2 separate regions of the Homo sapiens genome follow, and region 1 is linked to region 2. Evidence: chromatin contacts called from ENCODE Hi-C or POLR2A ChIA-PET data. All regions are on one chromosome and are shown on one strand. The core of a region is the stretch at or near the end of the contact, and the rest is flanking DNA. Distances in the headings are between cores, read along the strand shown. Region 1 overlaps LARP4B (La ribonucleoprotein 4B). Region 2 overlaps DIP2C (disco interacting protein 2 homolog C).

What was found. Hi-C counts contacts between places; a loop is a spot of excess contacts on that map. ChIA-PET counts read pairs that join two places held with the same protein, here RNA polymerase II (POLR2A). Pooled maps may share reads with other maps.
Region 1: a pooled map shows a loop between it and region 2 (3-fold over the local background). The contact joins two enhancer-like sites. A Hi-C loop is called at or near these places in 2 of 50 pooled maps. POLR2A ChIA-PET finds 5 or more read pairs at or near these places in 2 of 52 experiments (B cell and BJ).

What each region holds. Positions count from the first base shown.
Region 1 is chr10:850,173-855,893 of GRCh38, reverse strand. All of the region lies in intron 5 of LARP4B (La ribonucleoprotein 4B), which reads left to right. Among named protein-coding and RNA genes, the nearest start is that of LARP4B, 79 kb to the left of the region's middle. Within about 2 kb of position 3,818, at least 3 of the 41 ENCODE cell types and tissues checked have a DNase peak (open chromatin) inside an H3K27ac peak, as active enhancers do; they include B cell, where a contact is called at or near this core.
Region 2 is chr10:315,676-321,502 of GRCh38, reverse strand. The region is part of intron 31 of DIP2C (disco interacting protein 2 homolog C); the gene reads left to right. Among named protein-coding and RNA genes, the nearest start is that of ZMYND11, 180 kb to the right of the region's middle. Within about 2 kb of position 4,107, at least 4 of the 41 ENCODE cell types and tissues checked have a DNase peak (open chromatin) inside an H3K27ac peak, as active enhancers do; they include B cell, where a contact is called at or near this core.

The DNA.
Region 1 (5,721 bases), core at 2,569-5,068, 530 kb before region 2:
GTTCTGTTCATTGATGCGCTAGCCCGCTTTGACTCCAGTAGTGCACTGCTTGGATTGTCAGCAGAGCTTGCTTCATTGTGCTACTCTTCATTGTGCTTTGCAGCTACCACCTTCTTTATAAATTGAAGTTTTGTGGCAACCCTGCATCAAGCAAGTAATTGGCACCATTTTTCCAATAGCATGTATTCATTTCATGTCTCTGTGTCACATTTTCATAATTCTCACAATATTTTAAGCCTTTTCATTATTATTAATGCTAGTGGTGATCGATGATCTTTGGTGTTTTGTACTACTGCCATTGTTTTGGGGTGCCAGGAGCCACACCATTTAAGGTGGCAAACTTAATATATAAATGACGTGTGTGTTCTGACTGCTCCACTAACTGGCTCTTCCCTTGTCTCTCTCTCTCTTTGCTTGGGCCTTCCTATTCCCTGAGACATGACAGTATTGAAATTAGGCCAATTAATAGCCCTACATTCCCTCTTCTGAGGGTTCCAGTGAAAGGAAGAGTTTTACTTATCTCACTTTTAATCAAAAACTAGAAGTGATTAAGCTTAGTAAGCAAGGAATGTCAAAGGCTGAGATAGGCTGAAAACTCGGTCTCTGGAGCCAAACAGTTAACCAAGCTGTAAATGCAAAGGAAAAGTTATTGAAGGAAATTAAGTGCCCCTCCAGTGAACCCAGAAATGATAAGAAAGCAAAACAGCCTTCTTGCTGAGATGGAGAAACTTTGATCTGGATAGAAAAACCAGTCACAACAATTATTCCCTTAAGCCAAAGTCTAATCCAGAGCAAGACCTTAACTCTCTTAAGTTCTGTGAAGGCTGAGAGGTGAGGAAGCTGCAGAAGAAAAGTTTGAAGCTCACAGAGGTTATTTCATGAAGTTAAAGAAAAGAAGCAGTCTCCATAACATAAAAATGCAAGGTGAAACAGCAAGTTATCCAGAAGATCTGGGTAAGATAATTGATGAAGATGGCTACAGTAAATGACAGATTTTCAATCGAGACAAAATAGCCTTATATTAGAAGGAAATGTTATCTAGGACTTTCATAGCTAAAGAGAAGAAGTTAATCCTGGTTTCAACATTAGAAACCAACTCTCTTGTTGGGGCTAATGGAGCTGGTGACGTTAACTTGAAGCCAGTGCTCATTTCCCATTCTGAAAATCCTAGGGCCCATAAGAATGATGCTAAATTTGCTCTCCCTGTGTTCTTTAAGTGGAACAACAAAGCCTGGATGACAGGACATCTGTTTACATCATGGTTTACTGAATATTTTAAGCTTACTGTTTAGACCTACTGCTCAGGAAAAAAAAAAACAAAGATATTTTTCAGATTTTAATTTCTCATTGAAAATGTACCTAGTTACCCAAGAGCTCTGACAGGTGTACAAGGAGATGAATGTTGATTTCATGGCTGCTAACACAACATCCATTCGGTAGCCTATGGATCAAGGAGTCATTGTGTTTTCAAATTTTCTTATTTAAAAAATACATTTCATAAGGCTCTAGCTGTATAGATCATGGTTCCTCTGATGGATTCTGGAAAGGATTCACCATTCTAGATGCTGTTAAGAACATTTGTGATTCGTGAGGGAAGGCCAAAATGTCAACATTAACCAGAGGCGTTGATTCCAGCCCTCACGGAGGACATTGAGGGGTTCATGACCAGTGGAGAAAGTCACTGCAGAGGTAGTAGAAATAGGAAGAGAACTGGAATCAGAAGTACAGCCTGAAAATATGACTGAATTGCTGCAATCTCATGTACAACTTGAATGTGTAAAACTTGCTTCTTATGGATGAGCAAAGAAAATGGTTTCTTGAGTTAGAATGTATTCCTGGTGAAGACGCTGTGAATATTGTTGAAATGACAACAAAGGATTTAGAATATTCCATAAACCTAGCTGATAAAGCAGCAGCAGGGTTTGAGAGGATTGACTAATTTTGAAAGAAGTCCCACTGTTGACAAAATGATATCAAACAGCATCACACGCTGCAGAGAAATCTTTGGTGAAAGCAAGAGTCCGTCCACGTGATATACTTCGCTGTTGTCTTAAGAAATTGCCGCAGCCACCCAAGTTTTCAGCAGCCACCATCCTGAACAGTCAGCCCTCATCATCAAGGCAGGACCAGCAAAAAAGATTATTATTTGCTGAAGGCTCAGATGATCGTTAACATTTTCCAACAATAGATTCTTTTTATTTATTTTTTTCCAGACATAATCTCACTCCGTCACTTAGGCTGGAGTGCAGTGGCATGATCACAGCTCATTGCAGCCTCTGCCTCCAGGGTTCAAGTGATTCTTGTGCCTCAGCCTCCCAAGTAGCTGGGACTACAGGCATGTGCCACCATGCCCAGCTAATTTTTGTATTTTTATTAGAGACAGGGTTTTGCCATGTTAGCCAGGCTGGTCTTGAACTCCTGACCCCAGGTGTTCCACTTGCCTCGGCCTCCCAAAGTGCTGGGATTGCAGGCCTGAGCCAGCATGCCCAGCCAGCAATAGAGTATGTTTAAATGAAGGTATTGTAGTTTTTTTTTTAAGGACATACTGCTATCTCACATTAAATATACAACAGTTTAGTGTACTCATAATTTTTATATTCACTGGGAAAACAGAACTTTGTGTGACTTGCTTTATTGCAATATTTGCTTGATTGCAGCACTCTGGAACTGAACCCATGATATCTCTGAGGTATGCCTGTACTGTTAATAATTCTTGAAATTAGGTAGTGATAGCCTTCCAACTCTGTTTTTCATAGTTACTTTTTAAATTCCAGTTCCTGTGTATTTCCATGCAAATTAGAATGAGGTTGTTAATATCTACAAAGTGCTGAGATTTTTGTTGGGGGGTTCACTGAATCTATAGATCAGTTGGAGAACATTGACATCTGAACAATATCCATGAACAAGATGTATCTCTTACTTGTTTAGATCTTTAATTTCTCTCAGAAGTATTTTTTGGTTTTCAGTGTACTGGTCTTTTACATCTTTTATCCAGTTTATAAGTATTTTATATTTTTTGGTGCTATTGTAAGTGATTTTTAAAATTTGTATTTGCAGTTGTTTGTTACTAGTATATCAAAGCATTCATTTTTATGTATTGAGTCCAAACCCAGAAATTTTGTTATGCTCACTTATTAGTTTTAGACACTTTTTTGTAGATTACATTGGATTTTCTACATAGATGATTGGATTATTTTAGAATGAAGACTGTTTTACTTTCTCTCCAATCTTGATGCCTTTTATTTCTTTATCCTGCCCCGTTGTACTAGATAGGCCCTCCAGTACAAAGGTGAACAGAAGTGGAAAGAATGAACAAACGTTTGGGTTGTCTCTGGTCTTACAAGAGGCACTCAGTATTTCACCATGAAGTATAACGTTAGTGGTGGTTTTAGGTCTGTGCCCTTTATATGTTGATGAGGCACTCTTCTTTTCCTGGTTTGCTGAGAGATTTTTATGAGGAATGAATATTGTAATTTGTCATCTATGGAGATGGGCATATATTTGTTGTTTTTTAGTGTGTTCGGATGAATTGTATTAATTGTTTTTCAAATGTGATACCAACATTTGTGGTCTAAACCTCTGTAGATCATGATACAGTATACTTTGGATATACTACTGGATTCCATTTACCAAAACTTTGCTTAGAATTTTTACACCTGGGATCTTGGTTTCTAGTTTTCATTTCAGTGTTTTTCTTTCTATTTAAGTTTTTGGAAGAGGTTACGTATTATTTCACCCTCATATGAGGAAGTGAAACAAGTCATGTGGGCAGGAGTTTTCCTTTTTTCTTCTTTCCTTTCTTACTTACTAAACTTACTTAGTTTAGTTGCTCACAGAGTCTTGCTCTGCCACCCAGGCTTGAGTGCAGTAGCATCATCATGGCTCACTCAGTCCCAACCTCCCGGTCTCAGGCGATTCTCCCGCCTTAGCCTCCCAAGTAGCTGGGACTACAGTAGCACACCACCACGCCTGGCTTATTTTTGTATTTTCTGTAGAGATGGAGTTTCACCATGTTACCCAGGCTGGTCTCCAAACTCCTGAGCTCAAGCGATCCGCTCACCTCAGCCTCTCTAGATGCTGAGATTACAAGCATGAGCCACTGCGTCCCACCTGGGCAGGAGTTTTATTTGTGGGAAAGCTTTCAACTACAGTTTATTTTTTCATAGTGCTACTCATTTATTTCTTCTTGAGGGAGCTTTGGTTTATATAGTTACAAAGATTTGGTCTATTTCATCTGAGTTGTGGGATTTACAGCACAGAGTTGTTCATAATACTCTGTTATCACCTGTGAAATCTGTAGTCATGTTACATCACTCATCTCTGTTATTGGTAATTTGTGTCTTCTTTATAATCCCAATCAGTCTGGGTAGAGGTTTGTTAGTTTTATTGACCTTATCAAAAGGTGTTTTCTGTTGGGCATGGTGGTTCACACCTGTAATCCCAGCACTTTGAGAGGCCGAGGCGGGCAGATCACGTGAGGTCAAGAGTTCAAGACCAGCCTGGTCAACATAGTGAAACGCCATCTCTACTAAAAATACAAAAATTAGCCGCCTGTGGTGGCGGGCGCCTGTGGTCCCAGCTCCTCGGGAGGCTGAGGCAGGAGAACTGCTTGAACCCAGGAAACGTAGGTTGCAGTGAGCCAGGATCGCACCATTGCACTCCAGCATGGGGGACAGAGCGAAACTCCATCTCAAAAAAAAAAAAAAAAAAAAAGTTAGTGTTTTCATTTTATCGATTTTTCTCATTTGTTTTACTCTTTCCTATTTCATTCTTTCTTCTGATGTTTGTAATATACTCTCTTACGATTTCTTTGGGTTTAATTTACCCTTTCTTCTGTGTCCTAAGGTGGAAGCAGAGCTCATTAATATGAGGCCTTTCTTATTTTCTGATATAGTCATTTAGTTTTACTATTTTCCCCATAAGTAGTGCTTAAGCAGAATCTCTCAAATTTAGATGCATTGTTTTCATTTTCAGTTACTTCCAAATACTGTATTTCTTTTTTGATTTTTTTTCTTTGACTCATAGATAATTTAGAGATATTTGATTTAGTTTACAAATATTTGGGGGTTTTCCAGGGATCTTTCTTTTATTAATTTCTAGTTTAATTTCATTGTGGTCAAAGAACATACTTTGTATGACTTGAATTTCTTTAAATATATTAAGTCTTATTTTATGGCTTCAAATATGGGCTGTCTTGTTAAATATTCCATTTGTCCTTGAGAAGAATATGTGTTTTGCTGTTGCTATGGGGAATATTTTGTCAGTGTTAATGAGGTCAAGTTGAGTGGTAGTGTTCAAGATTAATGTACTCTTTCTGATTTCTGTCTACTTGTTCTGTCAACTATTGAAAGAAAGGTTCTGTTAATTTTTGCATTTGTCTGTTTATCCTTTTAGTTTTATCAGTTTTTGCTTCACGTATTTTGAAGACTTTTTTGTGGCCTCTTGATTCATTGACCCCTCTCTTTATCTTTAGTAATAGTCTTTGCTCTCAATTTACTTTGTCTCACATTAATGTAATCACTCCAGGTTTCTTTTGACTAGCCTTAATATGGTATATCTTATATCCTTTTTACTTTAAGCTATTTGTGTATTTAATAAAGTGCATTTGTTGTAGATAACATAACATTTGGGTTTTGCTTTTTTGTCTTCTATTTAGAACGTTAACATTTAGTGTGGTAATTGCTTTGGTTAGGTTTAGGTCTCTCATCTTGCTATTTGTTT
Region 2 (5,827 bases), core at 2,858-5,357:
TGGGGGACGCCTGATGGAGAGAGGGAAGAGTTTTATCTCCAGGAGATAGGGAGCAAACTCAGCAAAGAACATTGTCCAAAAGAGAGAGGGAGCCTCACCCGTGTGCAGCAGGGCTTAGGATGTGTCAAGGGCATCACGGTCAGAGGGGGTCCTGGTCTTCGGGGAAGGCTGAGCTGCACAGTTCATGAGTGTTATGACTGCAGGATTTCAAGGCCTCACCGGTGCTCCTGAGCAGTGCTGCATCCTCAAGGGCGAAGCCGCATGCAGTTTTTCCAGTGCTGACTTGGCGCCTGGACAAGCACTTTTTAGAACATACCTGACACAGGAAACATTACAGGTGTACAGAGACACATTGGGTGTTTGTTTTTACTTTGCAAAAATCGGCTCTATCAGTGGCACTCTGGTCCTCCCACCATCCAGCCCCAAGCGTCTGCCTCCCCTTCGTGCAGTTGTTCCTAAGCCACTTTCTCATGCAGTCTTTCCTGCTTCATAACCCGGACACTGTGCTCGGCCTGGATGGACTCTCCTCTGCCCTCATCCTGCTCCGCCCGGGTCCCCTCCATGGGGCCTTCTCGAACTCTGTCAGCTGCGGTGCTCTCTTTCCTCTGAATTGCCAGTGTACTTTGTTCCTCCTCCTTCACACTTTCCAGCTGCTTTTTAATTATTTATCACCATGTCCATGTCGCTTCTGCTCTGTGAGTAGCTGTTTTACAGAACACAGTTTTTTCTTTGTTGTTGTTAGTGTTTGTAGAGACAGGGTCTCACTATGTTGCCTAGGCTGGTCTTGAACTCCTGGCCTCAAGTGACCCTCCCACCTCAGCCTCCCAAAGCACTGGGATTACAGGCGTGAGCCACCACACTCAGCTAAGAGCATGGCTTTATGAAAGAATCTCCCTCCCTGAGTGTCCAGTGCCATCTCACATCATCACAGTCACTTCTGGATGTTGGATACATTTTGTCAAAGTACTGATACTTGATTTTTTTTTTTTTTTTTGAGACGGAGTCTTGCTCTTGTCATCCAGGCTGGAGTGTAATGGCATGATCTCGGCTCACTGCAACCTCTGCCTCCTGGGTTCAAGTGATTCTCCTGCCTCAGCCTCCCAAGTAGCTGGTATTACAGGCACCTGCCACCTCGCCGAGCTAATTTTTGTATATTTAGCAGGGACAGGATTTTGCCATGTTGGCCAGGCTGGTCTCAAACTCCTGACCTCGTGATCCTCCCACCTCAGCCTGCCAAAGTTGATTCTTTTAAGTGCCAATCTGTGTGTGTAAATACAATTCACATTAGAGAAATTAAACATATCCTTACTTGACTAGAGTCTAGTCTCCCGTGGAAAATGACTTGGCATGATGAATTTTCTCAAAATGAACCCCTGGTGTGAATCTTCACCAGCTAAAAGCTCATATGCCATCTGTAACTGTTCCTTGCAAATGAAAACCCAGGGTTTACTATTCTTCAACCTTCTAACAGCATTTTCCTCTCAAATAGGAAGTCTGGGGCTTGCACCTTAAGAGTCATTCACGCTGGAAAAATACATTCTTTAGTCATTGCATTGGACCATTGGATTCAGACAGCATCTAGTTAGGTCTTCCCATGCTCTTTAAGGGAATTCTTAGTTGTTTTAAGATGAGAGATGAAGGCCCTGAGAAGTGAACTTTCCTAATTGACAAAGCTAGGAGGTAAAAACAGAACAAAATTTAGAAGTAAAAGCTATTTGTTACTCTTAGGAGTAACATTTCCCAGTACCTTTAGCTGGAAAAATGACTTTAAAAGAATTTCAATTTACTAAATTTATGATAAAAGTGGACATTAGAAAGATCAAATTATGACTTCTGTGTTTAATTAGCTTTCACATAAATTTCTCTTAGTATTATTAGAAGGTGTCACTTATTATTTGGAAATATATTTCTCACAGCCACAATTACTCTTCAAAAATGTAAGCTGGAAGGTCTTTTGTTGCATTAGATTTAGAGATATTGTTCACTGTAACAGAAAAATTGCATCCTCCTTCTAGTAGAAGCAGGGAAGAAAAACATGAGGTCTTCTGTTTTCCAAAAGAGACCGCGGTTGTTTATTTATTAGGAAAAAAACATAAACAGAAACTTGGATTTCTATTATATAGAAAAATAACTGATTTATCTGAGAGGGCAGCTTTATTATAAGTAGCTTTGTGTGGGATTAAATCAACAGTAACTATTGCAGTGACCCTTAAATCTTGAAACTCACACAATGAAAGAGAAATACAGCCCCCCTAGTAATAGAAGGAGTCATGGATTGTTGAAAGAAGTGAGCCAGGCGCGGTGGCTCACGCCTGTAATCCCAGCACTTCAGGAGGCTGAGGCGGGTGGATTATTTGAGGTCAGGGGTTCGAGACCAGCTTGCCCAACATAGTAAGACCCTGTCTGTACTAAAAATTCAAAAATTAGCCCGGTTCATTGGCACGCATCTGTAATCCCAGCTACTCGGGAGGCTGAGGCAGGGGAATTGCCTGAACTTGGGAGGTGGAGGTTGCAGTGAGCCGAGATCGTGCCACTGTACTCTAGTCTGGGTGACGGAGCAAACAGAGCCAGACTCTGTATAAAAAAAAAAAAGAAAAATGTGGAAGGCTCAGGAGATGATGTAAATCTTAATTCTCAAAATAAATAGTTGTAATAATAAGACTTTCATTAACTTGAGCTCTCAGTTTCCTTGTCCCCCTACACTGCTTTTAGGTGAAGGAAATAAATAAGGTGCTGTTGGGGATTTTGAAAGCCTCAGGGAATGAGCCACCGTCAGCAGGAACTTTATGCCCTTTCCTGCTGACACACGGCATCCCAGCCACGCTGGGGATCATGGAAACCATATTCCAGGTATCCTGCACGTCAGCCAGCTTTCTGACCTGTAAGCAATGGAAACCTCCTTTGGCAGTTTGAGGCACCAGTGAGTGGCTCTCAGAACCACCAAGGGAGTAGGACCAGCGTTGGGAACCTGCCTATGGGAACCGCTTGTGCAGCAGCTTGTTCTTGTGAGGACACCACACCTTGAAGTCTGCACTGCTGACCTTGTTCCTGGACACGAGACTTCCCCACCAGCATGGCATTCCCCAAACCTGGATCGTGTCTGGACACCTTCACTGCCGACAGCAAGAGCCCGATTGGTTTGTGCTGTAAATGGATGTGACTGGTTGATCGTCTCCCCACACCCTAGCTTCCAGGAAGGCTGGGAAGGGACTTCTGGTATTTTTACTTCCTACAGAGCCACAAGGGCTCTGTATTCAAACAGGACTCAAAAAGTGGAGGAGTTCTCCCGATACAGGAGGACGGTTGAGATGTATGGTGACCAAAGTGTGGCAGCGGTGGCTGCTCCCACCCCTCCCTTTCGCCATCCAGCATCACTGTGTTCTCGTCCTGCCCTTACGCATCTCCATAGCCCCAGGAAGCCACCGTGATGCAGCTGCTGCTTTTACGTCTACTCAGGCACTTGCCCTTCATGCAAAGGGGAGACAAGCCGAAGCCTCTGGAATTACCATGACCGTCATCAAACCCACGACTTCCTAGGCGATGCCTCCTCTTTCTCTGGTTCCATCACTGATATTCTGTGATCTACAGATGGAATTGTAAAATTTACAATTGAGGGATGAAGAGAGAGAAAAGAAGAGGAACATTCGAATTCTACCAGTGTTTTTGGATGTCTCACGTGCCCTAGGCACTGATGGACACTGCACTGAACAGATAATCATGTTGGATCTGCAAGGTGCTAAGTGAGTCTTTCCATCTGTCTCCAGGAATGTTGGAGTCACCGCTGGAAGAGTCTTAGGGACCCAGGAGATCATGATGAGGGTCTGAGGGGTGTAACTGCACAGCTTCAAGTGTTCGCCTGGCTTTCAGCAAGGGATTCTCTATCGCAGTCACAGAACATGCCTGGCTTTTAGTCTATGTCTTGAACCAAAAAGCAAGAATCTGAGTTCATCATTCACTCAGTAAGTTCAACAAAAACAGCCGTGCCGTGTCACGTCTGGGTGCTTTCATCTGCTCTGTGGCTTGGCAGCCCCTAAACTAAAGCCTTCCCACGCCCTCTCTCTAAAGTGTCAGAGCATGGCGTCCAGGCTGCCAGCCTCATGGTGCTTTCCGCACAGCTACTCAGCTCTGCTGTGCCACTCAAAGCAGAAACAGGCAATATGTAAATGAGCAGGCATTGCCGTGCTTCAGTCAAACTTTACGAAAGCCAGTGTTTGGCTGGTCCTGATGACCAGCTTGCTGGTAGACGGCCTGAGCTGAGTTCACACTGTCTGTGGCCCCCACCCCACCAGTAATCCATTCCAGAACCCCCATTTCCTGACAGTTTGTCACCTGCATCAATGCCTGATGACAACATACAGATCCATCCATTTGATGCCAACCATAGAAACAAGCTCAATGTGATTTTTGCAAATTTATTTTTTAAATATTTTGGAATTCCATTTTTTATTGAGATGTAGAAGTCACAAGAGACTCTTGTTCCAACCATAACCGTCGGAACAATCTGGTTAATACACAGACTCATCGTTTCTAAGATCCATCAGAGAGCTGAAGACTCAAATGTAGATGAATTACATTTCTTCCTAGGAGAAAAGAGACCTGTATGTGGTTTTTCCCATGGCAGAGGAGCCAGGAGAAAGAATTTACCATAAAAAATGATAAAGCAAAAAGTTTCTGAACTTTTTAAAAAACATAAATGGCAGTATGTTATTTGCAAGGTAGATGAGAATCCCAGGGGAGTCCTAAAAGTGGATGCATTTTCTCTGAGGCACTCTGAACCTTTAGTGTGCAAAAGGCAGGGGCTCCTGAGGGCTGGGAGGTGAGCAGGAAAGCCGCTGGCTCCCGCTCGAGGGTGGCCTGGATCACCCAGCAGAGCCCTGGCTACCCTCCAGGGCAGCCCAAATCACCGTGGGAACTCCACTCACACTTCAACAATGGAGGTGGGATGAGGGCATAGCACATCCCTCTGCAGCGCCCTTGCCCTTCACCATGTGTAACGTATTTGCCTTCCAAAGGCTGGGAGTGTGGCAGTGGAATAGAGGAAGCTGGGGGTGAGACTGAAGAGAGAATCACCCAGTTACCTAAAGTGGGTGGAAGGTCTCCTACTGTTTGGAAAGCAGATCTCTCGCCGTGAAGCATAGAAGACATCCAGTGTCAGTGTTCAGGCCCAGCATCCGGATCCTGCCCATAGGCTTGTAAATTCTTTTCTGGGGGTAAATGTTATTTAATCTTTACTGTTCTTTTAAATACAATCTTCGTTTTTCATAAAACATTGTGTTATATAATCAAAATTTAAAAGACCTGCAAAGAAGCAAGAGAAATGGACTCATGTTCATGAGAGGAGATGGCCCTAGAAAGAGTCAGTAGAAGAGACATGCTGCAATTATCAGAGACTTCGAAATAGCTGTGATAGGTGAGGCCAGAAATTCGTTGAAAAGGTGTACAACATCTATGAAGAGGTGGGGGGTATTGCAGAAAGATAAAAACTATGAGAAAAAACAAAATGGAAATGCTGGAAATGAAAACTAGTATTAGAAATAAAATTCCCATGGTTTAATAGGAGACTAGATACAGCAGAGGAAAGACTCATTGAATGAACTTGAAGTCTGACCAATAGAAATGACCTAAGCATAAAACAAGGAGAAAAGGCATGAAAATACAGTGGAACAGAGTGTCTGAGGCCCGTGGGTCTAACATACCTGTAGTGATCGGAGCCCCAGAAGGAGCGGTGAGAGAAAATGGGGCAAGAGAACAATTTGAAGACCTATGGCCAGGAGTGAAGGGAAGAATCAACACAAAGATTCAAGAAGCTCAGTCAACTCCAGGCAGA